Linked DNA regions of Homo sapiens: region 2 is linked to region 1. Evidence: chromatin contacts called from ENCODE Hi-C or POLR2A ChIA-PET data. All regions are on one chromosome and are shown on one strand. The core of a region is the stretch at or near the end of the contact, and the rest is flanking DNA. Distances in the headings are between cores, read along the strand shown.

What was found. A loop is a pair of places that touch in the nucleus more often than their neighbours do. ChIA-PET counts read pairs that join two places held with the same protein, here RNA polymerase II (POLR2A). Pooled maps may share reads with other maps.
Region 2: a loop to region 1 is called in a pooled map, with 4 times the contacts of the local background. The contact joins the enhancer-like site here to the promoter of TP53BP2 in region 1. A Hi-C loop is called at or near these places in 7 of 50 pooled maps. POLR2A ChIA-PET finds 5 or more read pairs at or near these places in 2 of 52 experiments (HEK293T and activated naive CD4-positive, alpha-beta T cell).

What each region holds. Positions count from the first base shown.
Region 1 is chr1:223,841,488-223,849,102 of GRCh38, reverse strand. It overlaps TP53BP2 (tumor protein p53 binding protein 2), which reads left to right and starts at 3,156. Exons shown (of 18, transcript NM_001031685.3): 1 at 3,156-3,449. The coding sequence starts at 3,423. RefSeq lists a silencer at 3,019-3,328.
Region 2 is chr1:224,166,246-224,173,860 of GRCh38, reverse strand. No RefSeq gene overlaps it. Among named protein-coding and RNA genes, the nearest start is that of DEGS1, 13 kb to the left of the region's middle. RefSeq lists enhancers at 2,801-3,770, 3,771-4,740. Within about 2 kb of position 4,725, at least 9 of the 41 ENCODE cell types and tissues checked have a DNase peak (open chromatin) inside an H3K27ac peak, as active enhancers do.

The DNA.
Region 1 (7,615 bases), core at 1,907-4,406:
CTTTGTCTGCAAAAAAATAAAAAAAAACCCCAGTGGAATATGAAGTAGGTTTTTTGGTGTAAAATAGTCCCTTTATGAACTGCAGTTTACCAAAAAGAATTGTTGCTTCCCAGAACTACCATTCAACCCAGGAATCCCGTTATTGAGTGCATACCCAGAGGAATATAAATCATTCTACCATAAAGACACATGCATGTGAATGTTCATTGTAGCACTATTCACAATAGCAAAGACATTGAGTCAACCTAAATATCCATCAATAACAGACTGGATAAAGAAAATGTGCTACATATACACCATGGAATACTATGCAGCCATAAAAAATATCAAGATCATGTCTTTTGTGGGAACATGAATGGAAGTGGAGGCTATTATCCTTAGCAAGCTAACGTAGGAACAGAAAACCCAATACTGCATGTTCTCACTTAGAAGAGGGAGCTAAATGATGAGAACTCATGAATGCAAAGAAGGGAACAACAGACAGTAGGGCCTACTTGAGGGTGGAGGGTGAGCGGAAGGAGTGGAGCAGAAAAGATAACTATTGGGTACTGGGCTTCATACCTGGGTGATGAAATAATCTGTACAACAAACCCCTGTGACACGAGTTTGCCTATGTAACAAACCTGCATATGTAGCCCCAAACCTAAAAGTTAAAAGAAAAAAGAATTATTGCTTCCCACAAACGTGCTAAATTTCAGTATTAGGGTTTCTTTTATTATTAAGATTCTGAAAGTTAACATGTTCCCAATTGATCTCCTCTTTTCTGTAACTTGGTCCACTCATGGTCTTCTCCATTTTGGTTTGTGGCAACTTCCATCTTTTGGGACAAAAATTTGGGCTTCTTTCTCTCATATTCCACATCTAATCTGTCAGGAAATTCTGTGGGTTTGGACTTGAAAATATATCCAAAACCTGACCACTATTTGCCATAGACGCTGTTATCGCCTTTGAGCAAGCCACTTCCATCTTTTGCTTGGCTTATCACAAGAGTTTCTTACTGTTCTCTGTTGACTTTCAGTTTTCCACAGCAGCTCTTAAAATATGTCAGCTGACATCACTCTTCTGTTCAAAACCTTTCCATAACTCCCCATTTCACTCAGAGCAAAGGTAAAGTCCTTAGAATAGCCTACAAGGCCCTCCTTGTCTGGCCCTTCATATCACTCCATCTCATCTCCTACTACTCTCCCCTCATCGTCTGCTCCAGCTATCTTAGCCTCCTTGATGGTCCCAGAATTTGCCAGGCAGGCTCCCATATCAGGCCTTAGCGTTGGCTGTTCCCTCTGCCTGGAAATCTTCCTTCATATTTGTGGAGTTCACACCCTCATTTCCTTCAAGACTGTGCTCACACACCGCCTTTTCAGTGAGGCTTACCTTGACCACCATATTTAAAGTTGCACCTGTACACCTTATCCCCTTCTCTTACCTTATTCTATTTTTTTCACAATAACTACACTTGTCTTTTGAACTTTTTGTTCATTGATGTATCCCTAGGACTTAGAAGAATATCTACCAAGTGGCAGGTATTTAATAAATATTTACTGAATGAGGGATGAATTTATTTTGCTTAACTCAGTATAACCCTCTTAAGAAAACAAGACTATAAACCAGATTTTTTGAGAACGTTAAATTCTTTTTTTTTTTTTCAGATGGAGTTTCACTCTCGTTGCCCAGGCTGAAGTGCAGTGGGGTGATCTCTGCTCATTGCAACCTCCGCTTCCCAGGTTCAAGAGATTCTCCTGCCTCAGCCTCCCGAGTAGCTGGCATTACAGGCATGCGCCACCATGCCCGGCTAATTTTTATATTTTTAGTAGAGACAAGGGTTTCACCACGTGGCCAGGCTGGTCTCGAACTCCTGACCTCAGGTGATCTGCCCGCCTCGGCCTCCCAAAGTGCTGGGATTACAGGCGTGAGCCACTGCGCCCGGGCGAGAACGTTAAATTCTAGTTGAATTAACCGTAATTTAGTATTTCCAGATACAGTATCTGGGATGGTGCAATAGGGAGTTCGATGGAGATTCTGGTAAGGGATATGGTGGGCTAAGAAAGAATTGTCTGTTCTTGATACTAGATAAACCCAGGGGATTTACCCCACTTCAGGTTCTAGAATCATGTATAAAGGCAGAGAAAAGTGATTCTGAGTGAACTTGCACTGACAACTTACTAGAACAAAGCTTCCTGGAGTTAGGGTTCCCGCAGTATGTGTCTCTCTGGAAGGTGGAATAAAAGCCTGAACCCGCTCTGCTACTCTTTGGAAGGCAGCCCTGCCATTTCCCTAGGCCTTGGCCTCCCTCCCTGGAAAAGGATGGTATCCACCGGCTCCCCGTATCGGAGGCTGTTTGCAGGGTGTTCCCAGCACCCCCCAGGGAAGCTCCTCAGAATGCTGCCTGACACATTTTTACAAAATTTATTTTTATTGTGGTAAAACATACACAACATAAAAGTTATCCCTTTATCCAGTTTGCGGTGTACGTTTGTTAACCTTACAGCAAGTAACACATGAGTTTTAAATTAGAATTTGGACAACGGCAAATGAGATGAAAGGCGAACAATCCGAAAGCCGGATCACTGAGGAGCTCTGGGAACGCGCCGCGAGCTGAAGCCACACGGGGAACTCCATTTTGTCGGGACAGGGTCGGTCCTGGCCGCCTCCAGGGAGTCGGGTAGTTTCCGCGGCGTGGCCCGGGCCTCCCCTGAAGTCCGTCCGCCTCTCTCCGCCTGGCCCAGCGGCGCGGCCGCCGGAGGACTCTGTCCACGCGCCCAACGTCGGGCGCCCTGTTCTGAAGGCAAAGGGTCCCCTGCCTCGCACGACTCGGAGCCGCCGAGGAGGTGACGGCGGCAGCCCTGGGGCGGCTCGGTGCCATTCACTACCATCCTGTTTTCCTGAGGCGCGGCCTTCCAATTGCCCCGGCTCCGCTAGGAGGCGCGCGCTCCAGCCGCTCCGCCGCGCGGCCCCGACCGCACTTCAGTCCGGGGCGAAGAAAGAAAAGGCGGCCGGCTCCCGCCGCTCCCCGTCTACCCAGCCGGGCCCGCGCAGGCGCGCGCAGCTCCCGTTCCCGCGGCCGCCCCTCCCCCAGGCCGCCGGGCGCGCCGCGGGCGGGGTCGGCGCGGGGGGCGGAGCCGGCACGGGCTCGGCTGGGGCCCGACCCGGGATTAGTTGGTTTCGGAGCGGAGGAGGGAGCCCCGACCGTCACGAGCGTCGAAGAGACAAAGCCGCGTCAGGGGGCCCGGCCGGGGCGGGGGAGCCCGGGGCTTGTTGGTGCCCCAGCCCGCGCGGAGGGCCCTTCGGACCCGCGCGCCGCCGCTGCCGCCGCCGCCGCCTCGCAACAGGTCCGGGCGGCCTCGCTCTCCGCTCCCCTCCCCCGCATCCGCGACCCTCCGGGGCACCTCAGCTCGGCCGGGGCCGCAGTCTGGCCACCCGCTTCCATGCGGTTCGGGTCCAAGATGATGCCGGTAAGTGGGCGAGCGGCCAGGGCGTCGGGCCCGGAAGTGTGCGGGGTCGCGTGCCGGGGGCTGGTCCGCGCCCTCGGGCGCGTCGGGGAAGGAGCCTGGGGGCCGCAGCCCGCGCGGAGGGGCCGGGGCTTTCCGAGCTTCGAGCGGGTTTCAGGAAGGGGAGGCTCCATCCTCTGGGCTCTGCGCCCACAGCCGTCGTGGGGGCGCGGCGAGACCCTAACCTCGAGGCGGGTTCCTCCAGCTGCTCCGGAGTCAGGCGAGCCGCCCGCGAGCCCAGCAGCCACTCAAACTTTTCGTCTTTCACTGGGTCTTGACTTTTTTGCAGTTCTTGAAGGTCAAGAATACGGGAACCGGGGACCTTGTTCTTTGCTGTGTCTTTTTACTTTTTACTGGAGTGAAACATACGTTACTGGAACGGGTACCTTTGCTTTGTTTTTAATTGAATTTCGATCTTGATATCCACAGTAGCAGCTAAGTCACCCTTACCTCTTTGTGGAAAGGGGTTTTGGTAAATGCAATCTCGGAAGTTTTAGATTGCAGGAAAGCGTACGTGCCTGGCTCCCTTCGTTTCCCACAGCTTTTAGCAAGACCTCCGGAGAGGATTAGTGCCTTCTTTAGGAGCTCCGCAGGCTTTTGACACGGCCACCAGGCCACAGATGAACAGCAGGTTTGAGACATTTCAGAAATGTCTCTGTCATTCAGCGATCGCGGAATGGAGGTTTGCGGTGTGTTGCGGTGGCTTCTGCAGACTTCAGTAGCGAGTTTCTTCGTGGAAGTTGTATTTGCACCTCTCCCACTGAAGTGGGGACATCTTGCAGGCATCCTATGCTTGTGGCTCCATTTGTTCAGACAAAGAAACAAAAAGCTTTTACTTTTATGAAGTCTGTGGAATGGAGTGATGACAAAGTTTGCAGTCATACATACAGAGTATAATATGCTGTTCCCTGGCCCCCTGCTTGTGTCATGGAGGGCGTCCCAAACTCTCACTGGGTCGACTTAACAATTCACTAGAATTAGTAATTGGGTTTAGAGGGTTTGGGATATTTTGTCCTGCCAGGATTCAAGGAATTTGAAAGTATTAATAGCATTATGCATCTTATTTTAGTTTAATGCCTGGTTATGAAATCAGGTTTGTAGTGTGAATACCCAATATTGAAATAATGGACCATAGATAAGGGTGATGGATTTTGCTGTTAAGATTTTTATTTCCTGGATTTACATTTCTTTGTGTTGAAGTAACTTGTACGGATTGTCTGTGAATTTTTCCTAACAGTAGGAGCAAGAGAAACACGTATCAGTTGTTGCTATATGGTTTCTTCCTTGTTTTTTGTCAAGGTATCCTTTGGAGATACCCTACCAAGGTATCCGTTGTGTAGCCGAATTCATAAAACGTTATGTGGCTCTTGAGACTATATTCAATTTAGCAGTATGGTTCTTCTGATTGCCTTTCTGATGTCAGAATACAATCCTAACACAGACTCAGTGTGGTATGATGGCACTTACACCAGCTTTGAAGTCAGACTAACACTTCAGTATTGCTCAGCTACTACCTTTAGTGACGTAGCCACTTAAAAAAAACTTGTCCCTCAGTTTCATCATCTGTAAAATGGGGATAATAGTACTCAGCTCTTAGGGTGGTTTGAGGATTAGAGTTATGTTTATGAAGGAAGTGTGATTAGTACAGTGTCTAGCTTGCAATAGGCGGTAGATAAACGCCTCTGAATTTCCAATGTTGGTTAAAGTGGAGATTCTCAGATTTGTGATATATAAAAATATGAAATAATTTTTCATTTAGTAGACTCATGTTATATGTGTCTTTATACTGTAATATTTTGGATATTTGAAAATAAAACTTTTATTAAGTATATTTCTCATCTTTGGCTTTTCATATGCTTGGATTTTTATTCCAACATAAATGTAATTTTGTTACATTGCTTTGGAAAATTCTAACCAATTTATCAGGAAAAGCCATTTAGTGTAAAAAAATGGATAGTCTCAGAATGTAGACAATTGCCTTGATGTACTTTTATTGTGGTAAAATATACATAAAATAAAATATGCCATTTTAACTATATTTAAGTGTACAGTTCTGTGGCATTAGGTACAACCCTTGATTTGCTTTTAAAGGCATTCTGAAGATAATGGTTTACTATTTAGACTGCATTATATTAAAAATGTGCAAATAGGCCAGGAGCGGTGGCTCATGCCTGTAATCTCAGCACTTTGGGAGGTCGAGGCGGGCGGATCACGAGGTCAAGAGATTGAGACCCTCCTGGCCAACATGGTGAAACCTCGTCTCTACTAAAAATACAAAAATTAGCTGGGTGTGGTGGCGTGCGCCTGTAGTCCCAGCTACTCGGGAGGCTGAGGCAAAATTGCTTGAACCCTGGAGGTGGAGGTTGCAGTGAGCCGAGATGGCACCACTGTACTCCAGCCTGGTAACTAAGAGTGACTCCATAAAAAAAAAAAAAAGTGCAAATAAATTGTGTTCATGTGTTTTCTCACCAAATGGTACAGGATCAAGTGGTTTTCTTTTATGTGGGACATGAAGTGATAATTGGATCCAAAACCAAAAGTGGAAGATGTATTTTAGAAGGCTAACTAAAAATAAGTAGCAAGCTCTGCAAATCACAGTAGAGATAATGATAGGGTACTGCAGAAATGGGATTGATAATTACTCTCACTTTCAGATACCTGCCATTGTTAGTATCTCTAGTTCTATGATATTTCCACAACTTGCCGAGGAGAAACTGGTTTTACTTTCATACTTGACATCTTTTTCCTGATGAAAGAAGAGATTATTTGCACTTTGAGAGTTTGGCTTTTTAGTGATCCGCATGTTGTATTTGATTTTCATGTAAAGGGAGGCAGTTACCAAAAGCAAAAATTCTTAGTCGTTTGAAAATTACATTAGATATCTTTTATTCACTACTTTGATTTTGTGAAGTGTTATGCTCAAAACAAAAATGTGTTCTTAAGAAAGAGCTTGGCTAACTCTAAAAGCTACTCTCTGCTCTTTTCAGCTGATAGTTTCATAAAAATTTTTGTTTGTACCTGCTGTTGAAATAATAAATTTTAAAAAATTATTTACAAAACTACACAGTATTTGGTAGTGCCACCTGGAAGACCAGAAGGCTTGAATTTGCCTGTCACTTGGTCATTGGAGATGCTGTATATTTGGCATGAATGTCCAGCTGTAATGGAAATGCTCTGTATCTTTGCTGTCCAGCATGGCAGTCACCAGCCACATGTGGCTACTGCACTTCAAATGTGGCCAAGGGAACTGAAGAACTGAACCTGAGTTAATTTTAATTATATTTAAATAGCCACATGCCTGGTGGCTACTGTATGACAATGCAGTCAAACCGATGTCATCATATAGCCCTTATATAGATGGTTTTAAGAAAATAATAGCTGGGCCGGGCACGGTGGCTACGCCTGTAATCCCAGCACTTTGGGAGGCCGAGGTGGGTGGATCACGAGGTCAGGAGTTTGAGACCAGCCTGACCAACATGGTGAAACCCCATCTCTACCAAAAATACAAAAATTAGCTGGGCGTGGTGGCGTGTGCCTGTAATCCCAGCTACTCAGGAGGCTGAGGCAGGAGAATCTTGAACCCTAGAGGCGGAGGTTGCAGTGAGCCGAGATCGCGAATCTTGAACCCTTGAGGCGGAGGTTGCAGTGAGCCATTGCATTCTAGCCTGGGGGACAGAGCGAGACTGTCTCAAAAAAAAAAAAAAAGAAAGAGAAAGTAATGGCTTATTTTAAAAAGCTCAGTTGAAGTGATCATAGTTTAATTCCTAAGTTTATGGCATTTTATCTTTCAGTGCTGCAGAGGCATAATTATTTCTAGTTATTTCATGATGCTGCAGAATAAAATTTGAGCTTCTAATTTTGAGGGTCTAGGAAAAAAATGGGATATTACAGTATCTCCTTTAGCAGTTTGACCACCTGATCAGTAGGATTTGTATATTTCTGAGCATAACTGCAAAGTGTGCAGCTCTACAGACCAGTAGCTTAACTTTTGCTTAAATACTTGTATTATTATTTACAAAGGTCTGGTTTTATTTGCACAGATTTGCACAAAACACAACCAAAATTGTGTTTTGAAACTAAAAATCTTTCAAGTTGTGTATTTGAAACATTATATTTGTATGACTTCAAGT
Region 2 (7,615 bases), core at 3,476-5,975, 320 kb before region 1:
TAAACTATTTCTTCTTCTGGCAAATGTTTAGAGGAGCAGATACAATTTAGCTACGCTTGCTAAAAAAGATTCTCCACAGTGAATATTCAAAGGGACATGTACCAACAGTCCTGAAAGAGGCTATACATCATGCCCCTCAGGCTAGGGAGGTACAAGTGTTCTCATAAGTTTTGTTTGTTTTTGTTTTTACAAGCTCACAGCTAAAATCGTGTTCTCATAGTTTTTGAATGCACTTCAAATGCACTATAATTTTTTTCTTTTTTTTGAGACGGAATCTCACTCTACGTCCAGGCTGGAGTGCAGTAGCGTGATCTTGGCTCACTGCAACCTCTGCCTCCCTGGTTCAAGTGATTCTCCTGCCTCAGCCTCCCAAGTAGCTGGGATTACAGGCATGTGCCACCACACTCGGCTAATTTTTGTATTTTTAGTAGAGATGGGGTTTCGCCATGTTGGCCAGGCTGGTCTTGAACTCCTGGCCTCAAGTGATCCACCCACCTCTGCCTCCCAAAGTGCTAGGATTACAGGCATGAGACACTGCACCCCACCCACATTAATATTTTTGAATAGGTTGTGACTATAATAGGAGCTTCTCTCCATGGCTGGTCAGCCTATTATTTGACAAATATGTTAAATTCTGCACAATGAACTATTTTTTTTGATACAGAGTTTCTGCTCTTGTTGGCCAGGCTGGAGAGCAGTGGCTCACTGCAACCTCTGCCTCCCAGGTTCAAGCAATTCTCTGGCCTCAGCCTCCCGAGTAGCTGGGATTACAGGCACATGCCACCACGCCTGGCTAATTTTTGTATTTTTAGTAGAGACGGGTTTTCACCACGTTGGCCAGGCTGTCTCAAATTCCTGACCTCGGGTGATCCGCCCGCCTCAGCCTCCCAAAGTGCTGGGATTACAGGCATGAGCCACCGTGCCTGGCCCAGAACTCTGTTAACCATCTTTACAGCAAACTGCAGATTTAAATGGTAGTTCCTTAAAAGCCCAAACTTTGAGGTCCAAAATATTTGGGAATTCCAGTATATTCAGGCATCATTCCCTTTTCCAAACCTGCCCTTGCAATCATATTCATCTATGTGGCATGCCCAGATTAGGGAATCCACTAATTTTATGATTTTATCCTTTGCTAATTAAGCTGAGATTTGTCCTCTTGGCAAATCTGTTAAAGCCAATGAATAGTCAGAACTCTCGGGAGTTATGTCAGCGTAGAAAAATTGATGAATTATCCCCATTCCCATCCCGACCTGTGGTCAATGGCTTTCATAGCTTTCTTTTTCCCTCCCTTCTTCCCTCTCTACTTTCCTCCTTCCTTCATTCCTCCTTTTCCTTCCTTCCTTCCCTCCCTCCCTCCTTCCTTCCTTACTTCTTCCTTCCCTCCTTCCTTCCTTCCGTCCTCCTTCCCACCTTTCTTCCTTCCTTCCTTCTTTTTTTTCTTTCCTTCCTTCCTTTCTTTCTTATTCTTTCTTTTCTTTCTCTCTCTTTTCTCTCTCTCTCTCTTTCTCTCTCTCACTTTCTTTCTCTCTGTCTCTCTCTCCTAAGCAGTCATTTTCTTCAAATTATATTTTTAAGTCAAAGAATTACCCCTCCTACGCTCCATGAAAACCTGATGAAAAGGGGATTGTTATGATCAAACTATAAAAGTTAGAGACAGAAAGAATAATAGAGATTAACAGGGGTTGGGGAAAAGGGGAGTGGGGAGCCAGTCTTTAATGAGTATACAGTTTCTGTTTGGGATGATGAAAAATTTCTGTGAATGGATAGTGGTGATGATTGAACAACTTTGTGAATATACTTAATGCTGCTGAATTGTACGTGTAAAAGTGGTTAAAATGGTAAATTTTGTTATGTGTATCTACCATGATAAAAAATGAACAGAGCCTCAGAGAAATTTGGGACATCATTGAGCTCATCAAAATACAGCTGATGGGAATACCAGAGGAGAGGAGAGAAAAGGGCAAAAAAAAAAAAAACAAAGGAAAAATATATCTAAAATGATCTAAATCTGATGGAAACATTAATCTACACATCCAAGAGATGCAGTGAACCCAAGTAGAGGCCGGGTGCGGTGGCTCACGCCTGTAATCCCAGCACTTTGGGAGGCTGAGGTGGGCGGATCACGAGGTCAGGAGATCAAGACCATCCTGGCTAACACGGTGAAACCCCGTCTCTACTAAAAATATAAAAAATTAGCCAGGTGTGTTGGTGGGCGCCTGTAGTCCCAGCTACTCAGGAGGCTGAGGCAGGAGAATGACGTGAACCTGGGAGGCAGAGGTTGCAGTGAGCTGAGATTGTGCCACTGCACTCCAGCCTGGGCGACAGAGCGTGACTCCATCTCAAAAAAAAAAAAAAAAAAAAAAAAAGAACCCCAGTAGAATGAACACAAGACAGAGATCCACACCCACATGCATTATAATAAAATTCTGAAAGCCAAAGAGAAAATCTTGAAACAGCAAGAGAAGAATGACTCATCACCGAAAAGGAGACCCTGATATGATGAACAGGTGACTCCTCATGAGAAACAGTGGAGGCCAGAAGGCAGTGGGATGGCGTATTCAAAGTGCTGAAAGAAAAAACTTATCAACCAAGGATCTGTGTCTAGCAAAACTATCTGTCAAAAATGAGGGCAAGGGGTCTGAGTGTGGTGCCTCATGCCTGTAATCCCAGCACTTTGGGAGGCTGAGGAGGGCGGATCATGAGGTCAGGAGTTTGAGACCAGCCTGACCAACATGGTGAAACCCTGTCTTTAAAAAAAATACAAAAATTTGCCAGGCGCAGTGGTGCGCACCCATAGTCCCGGCTACTCAGGAGACTGAGGCAAGAGACTCACTTGAACTTGGGAGGCGGAGGTTGCAGTGAGCCAAGATTGCGCCATTGCACTCCAGCCTGGGCATCAAGAGTGAAACTCCGTCTCAAAAAAAAAAAAAAAAAAAGAGAAAAGAATTTCTTTAGAGAGAGTTGGTAGCAGGTTGTGCTGCCCATCCTTGCTGCACACCCTCTGGTGGCAGAAGGAACTGTTGCTTTGTTAATTACAGCCAAGTGAAGAGTTTCTCAGAACCATTCCTCCAACTTGACTTTTGTGTTTGGAGAGACACAGGGACTGGTACCTGACTTGGACTTGAGCATGCCTAAAGGTGAGGGGAAATCAGAAGCTGTCCGTGGTCACTGAGTATGGACAGAGGGTCTCTGCTGATAGTAGCTTTTCTGCCAGGTTGATCAGGTATAGGTGGACCAGATGTGTAACCGTTTGACAAGGGCTAGATTTGGTTGCTGTCTATGGCCTCATAGGTCATGCATCCTAATGCTTCTTTTTGAAAGAACATTTACCACCAGATACCTAGGGCTAAGGAGGGGTTCCTATGAGTCAGCTGTATGGTAACTTGGAAGAAAAATTCATGGTGAAGGTAACCCGTGAGGAGATTATTTAAAAACCAATGGAGGGCTGACAGCAGTGGCTTATGCCTGTAATTCCAGCACTTTGGGAGGCTAAGACAGGAAGATCGCTTGTGGCCAGGAGTTTGAGGCCAGCCTGGGCAATGTAGCAAGACTCTGCATCTATCAAAAATAAAAATAATTAGCCAGGCATGGTAGTCCCAGCTACTCAGTAAGCTGAGGCAGGAGGATCACTTGAGCTCAGGAGTTCAAGACTGTAGTGAGTGATAGGGCAAGACCTTATCTCTTAAAAAAAGAAAAAGAAAGCAACAACAACAGTGGAAAATGCCTTGGGGAAAACAGCCCCAAAGTGTGATCTCTGCCTCAACCAAGAGACACACATGACAGATTCCAACCATACCAGTAATGCAGATTTTTTTTCTTTATTCTGTCTCTCCTCCCCACTGAGTTAGACAGCAGAGAGTCTTGCAGGAGGGGGAGGAGGAAAAGCAAAGAGAATAAATGGAAGACATCCTCCTTCCTGCCCTTCTCCACTGAAAAGGAGAAGCCCAACTCAAAGCTTCTCCGAAGTCCAACTCAGGCCTGACTTACAGAAAGAAGAAAGAAGCGGGAGGGCACAGTGGCTCATGCCTGTAATCCCAGAATTTTGGGAGGCCAAGGCAGGCAGATCACCTGAGGTCAGCAGTTCAAGACCAGCCTGTCCAACATGGCGAAACCCCGTCTCTACTAAAAATGCAAAAATTAGCTGGGCTTGGTGGCAGGCACCTGTAATCCCAGCTACTTGGGAGGCTGAGGCAGGAAAATCGCTTGAACCCGGGAGGTGGAGGCTGCAGTGAGCCAAGATCGCACCACTGCACTCCAGCCTGTGCGACAGAGCAAGACTCCGTCTCAAAAAAAGAGAAAAAAAAGAGGAAAGAAGCTTTAATCAATTGAGACAATAAAGTCTTTCTTCGGATCGGGCTGGATTTTTTAATAACTGGATAAAGGTGATTAATTTGTTAGTGACCAGGAGAGTCTACAAGGCTCTGGGATCTGCCTGAGATTCCTTCTGGGATCAGGGCAGAACAATGCAACAGGACAGTCTAAAAGAGCAGTTACTGAGAAGAAATGAATCTGCTTCCATTTGCACCCTTCCAAGTCTAGCTCATGCAAAAGCAGTTGTACTCAGATGACTATTTTACTCACCAGCAGCCACAGCTTATGAAAAAGGAAATTGACAAAGGAAGAGGGTGAAGGGGCATAGGCAAGAAGAAAAGTCTTGAACTAGTGAGCACTGAAATCAAAACCGCAGGCTTATGGTTAGAGAAATTTCCCCCATTTCATGTATGAGGAAGCGAATACTTCCAGAATGTGAGTGACGTGTCTTAGATCACACAGCTTAGAGTGCAGCAGAGGCTAAAAAGGGACAAAGGTTGTCTGGTTCCAAATCCCAAATAGAAGATGGACTCGATCCAGAGGTGACTCATGGTGGGGAAGGCAGGGGTCCAGGATCCAGGAAAACACCATGAACTGATAGAGCAGTTCTGCAGGATGAAGTAGCTTTTTCTATCTGTGTGAAGCCAACAATATGAATGAGTGGAGAAAAGAGCGCATAGCTTTCATTCTTCCAGAGTCTGAGTTTTGCAGGGGATTGACTGGGATTGAGAATACATTTGCAAGATATTTTGTTTTTCTTCCCAGGCTTTTGGTTTTTAAGAAAACAGTCTGGCCAGGCACAGTAGCTCACGCCTATAATCCCAGCACTTTGGGAGGCCAAAGCGGATGGATCACAAGGTCAAGAGTTCGAAACCAGCCTGGCCAACATGGTGAAAACCCGTCTCTACTAAGAATACAAAAATTAGGCTGGGCGTGGTGGCTCACCCCTGTAATCCCAGCACTTTGGGAGGCTGAGGTGGGTGGATCACCTGAGGTCGGGAGTTTGAGACCAACCTGAGCAACATGGAGAAACCTCATCTCTACTAAAAATACAAAATTAGCCAGGTATGGTGGCGCATGCCTGTAATCCCAGCTACTCGGGAGGCTGAGGTGGGAGAATCGCTTGAACTCGGGAGGTAGAGGTTGCAGTGAGCCCAGATCGTGCCATTGCACTCCCGCCTGGGTGACAGAGACTCCGTCTCAAAAAAAAAAAAAAAAAATTCTGGAGCCTGGGAAGTCCAAGATCAAGGCACTGGCATATTCAGTATCTGGTGAGGGGCTGCTTCCTTGTTCGTGGATGGCCGTCTTCTGGCTATAACCTCACATGGCAGAAGAGGTGAAGGAGTTTTCTGAGGTCCCTTTTATTTAATTAATTAATTAATTAATTAATTTTTTTGAGATGGAGTCTCGCTCTGTCACCCAGGCTGGAGTGCAATGGTATGATCTCAGCTCACTGCAACCTCTGCTTCCTGGGTTCAAGAAATTCTCCTGCCTCAGCCTCCCAAGTAACTGGGACTACAGGTGCACCCCACCATGCCTGGCTAATTTTTGTATTTTTAGTAGAGATGGGGTTTCACATGTTGGCCAGGGTGGTCTCAAACTGCTGACCTCAGGTGACCCGCCTGCTTCGGCTTCCCAAAGTGCTGGGATTACAGGCGTGAGCCACCGCACCCAGCCTGGTGTCTCTTTTAAAAGAACACTAACCCCATTCATGAAGACTTCACCCTCATGAACATAATCACCTCCCCAAAGCCCAACCTCCTAGTCTCCTCCCCTTGAGGATTAGGCTTCAAGGCATACATTTTGCGGGGACACAAACTTTCAGTCTATAGCAGCTGGTTTAATTGTTGAATACACTTCCATGGTTTAAAAATAGAAAAACATGGCCGGGCGCGGTGGCTCACACCTGTAATCCCAGCACTTTGGGAGGCCGAGGCAGGCGGATCACGTGGTCAGGAGATCGCGACCATCCTGGCTAACATGGTAAAACCGTGTCTCTACTAAAAATACAAAAAATTAGCCGGGTGTAGCGGCGGGCGCCTGTAGTCCCAGCTACTCGGGAGGCTGAGGCAGGAGAATGGCGTGAACCCCGAGGGGCGGAGCTTGCAGTGAGCCGAGATCGCGCCACTGCACTCCAGCCTGGGCGACAGCGCGAGACTCCGTCTCAAAAAAAAAATAGAAAAACATACAGGTGTCTAGTGATAAGCTCCTCCCAGCTCCTGTTCCTGTTGTTATGTTGTCAAACCCCAAAATATAACCACTGTTATTGATTCCCTGTGCATTTTTCTAGAATTTTTTTTTCTTTTCTTTTCTTTCTTTTTTTTTGACATGGAATCTCACTCTTTCTCCCAGCCTGGAGTGCAGTGGTGTAATCTCAGCTCACTGCAACCTCTGACTCCCAGATTCAAGTGATCCTCCTGCCTCAGCCTCCTGAGTATCTGGGACTACAGGCACAGACCACCATGCCTGCCTAATTTTTGTATTTTTAGTAGAGGTGGGATTTCGCCATGTTGGCCAGGCTGGTCTCAAACTCCTGACCTCAAGTGATCTGCCCCCCTCAGCCTCCCAAAGTGCTGGGATTACAGGCATGATCCACCGTGCCCGGCCTAGAGTTTCTTTATGCATATGCATGCCACTACTTAGCAGTACAGTCATGAACTGCTTAAAGATGGGGATGTGCTCTCAGAAATGCATCAAGTGATTTTGTTGTATGAATATAATAGAGTTTACTTACACAAACCTAGATGGTTTAGCCTACTATATACACCTAGGCTATATGGTACAGCCTATTGATGCTAGACTACAAAACTGTATGGCATGTTACTGTTCTGAATACTGTAGGCACTTGTAGCACAGTGGTATTTGTGTATCTAAACACATAAACATAGAAAAGAAGCAGTAAAAATATGGTAGTATAATCTTATGGGACTGTCATAAAATATGCTGCTGCTTGTTGACTGAAATGTGGTTATTCAGCATGACTCTATATTATTTCCCTCTTTATTTTTCACAAAAGTTAGTATACTGTAATATTGTTCTGTATTTTGTTATTTCCCTTAGCAGTCTTGGAAATACATATATATTTTTTTCTTTTAGAGACAGAGTCTCACTCTGTCTCCCAGGCTGGGGTGCAGTGGCACAATCTCAGCTCACTGCAACCTCCACCTCCTGGGTTCAAGTGATTCTCCTGCCTCAGCCTCCTGAGTAGCTGAGATTACAGACACACGCCACCATGCCTGGCTACTTTTTGGATTTTTTAGTAGAGACAGGGTTTCACCACACTGGCCAGGCTGGCCTCAAACTC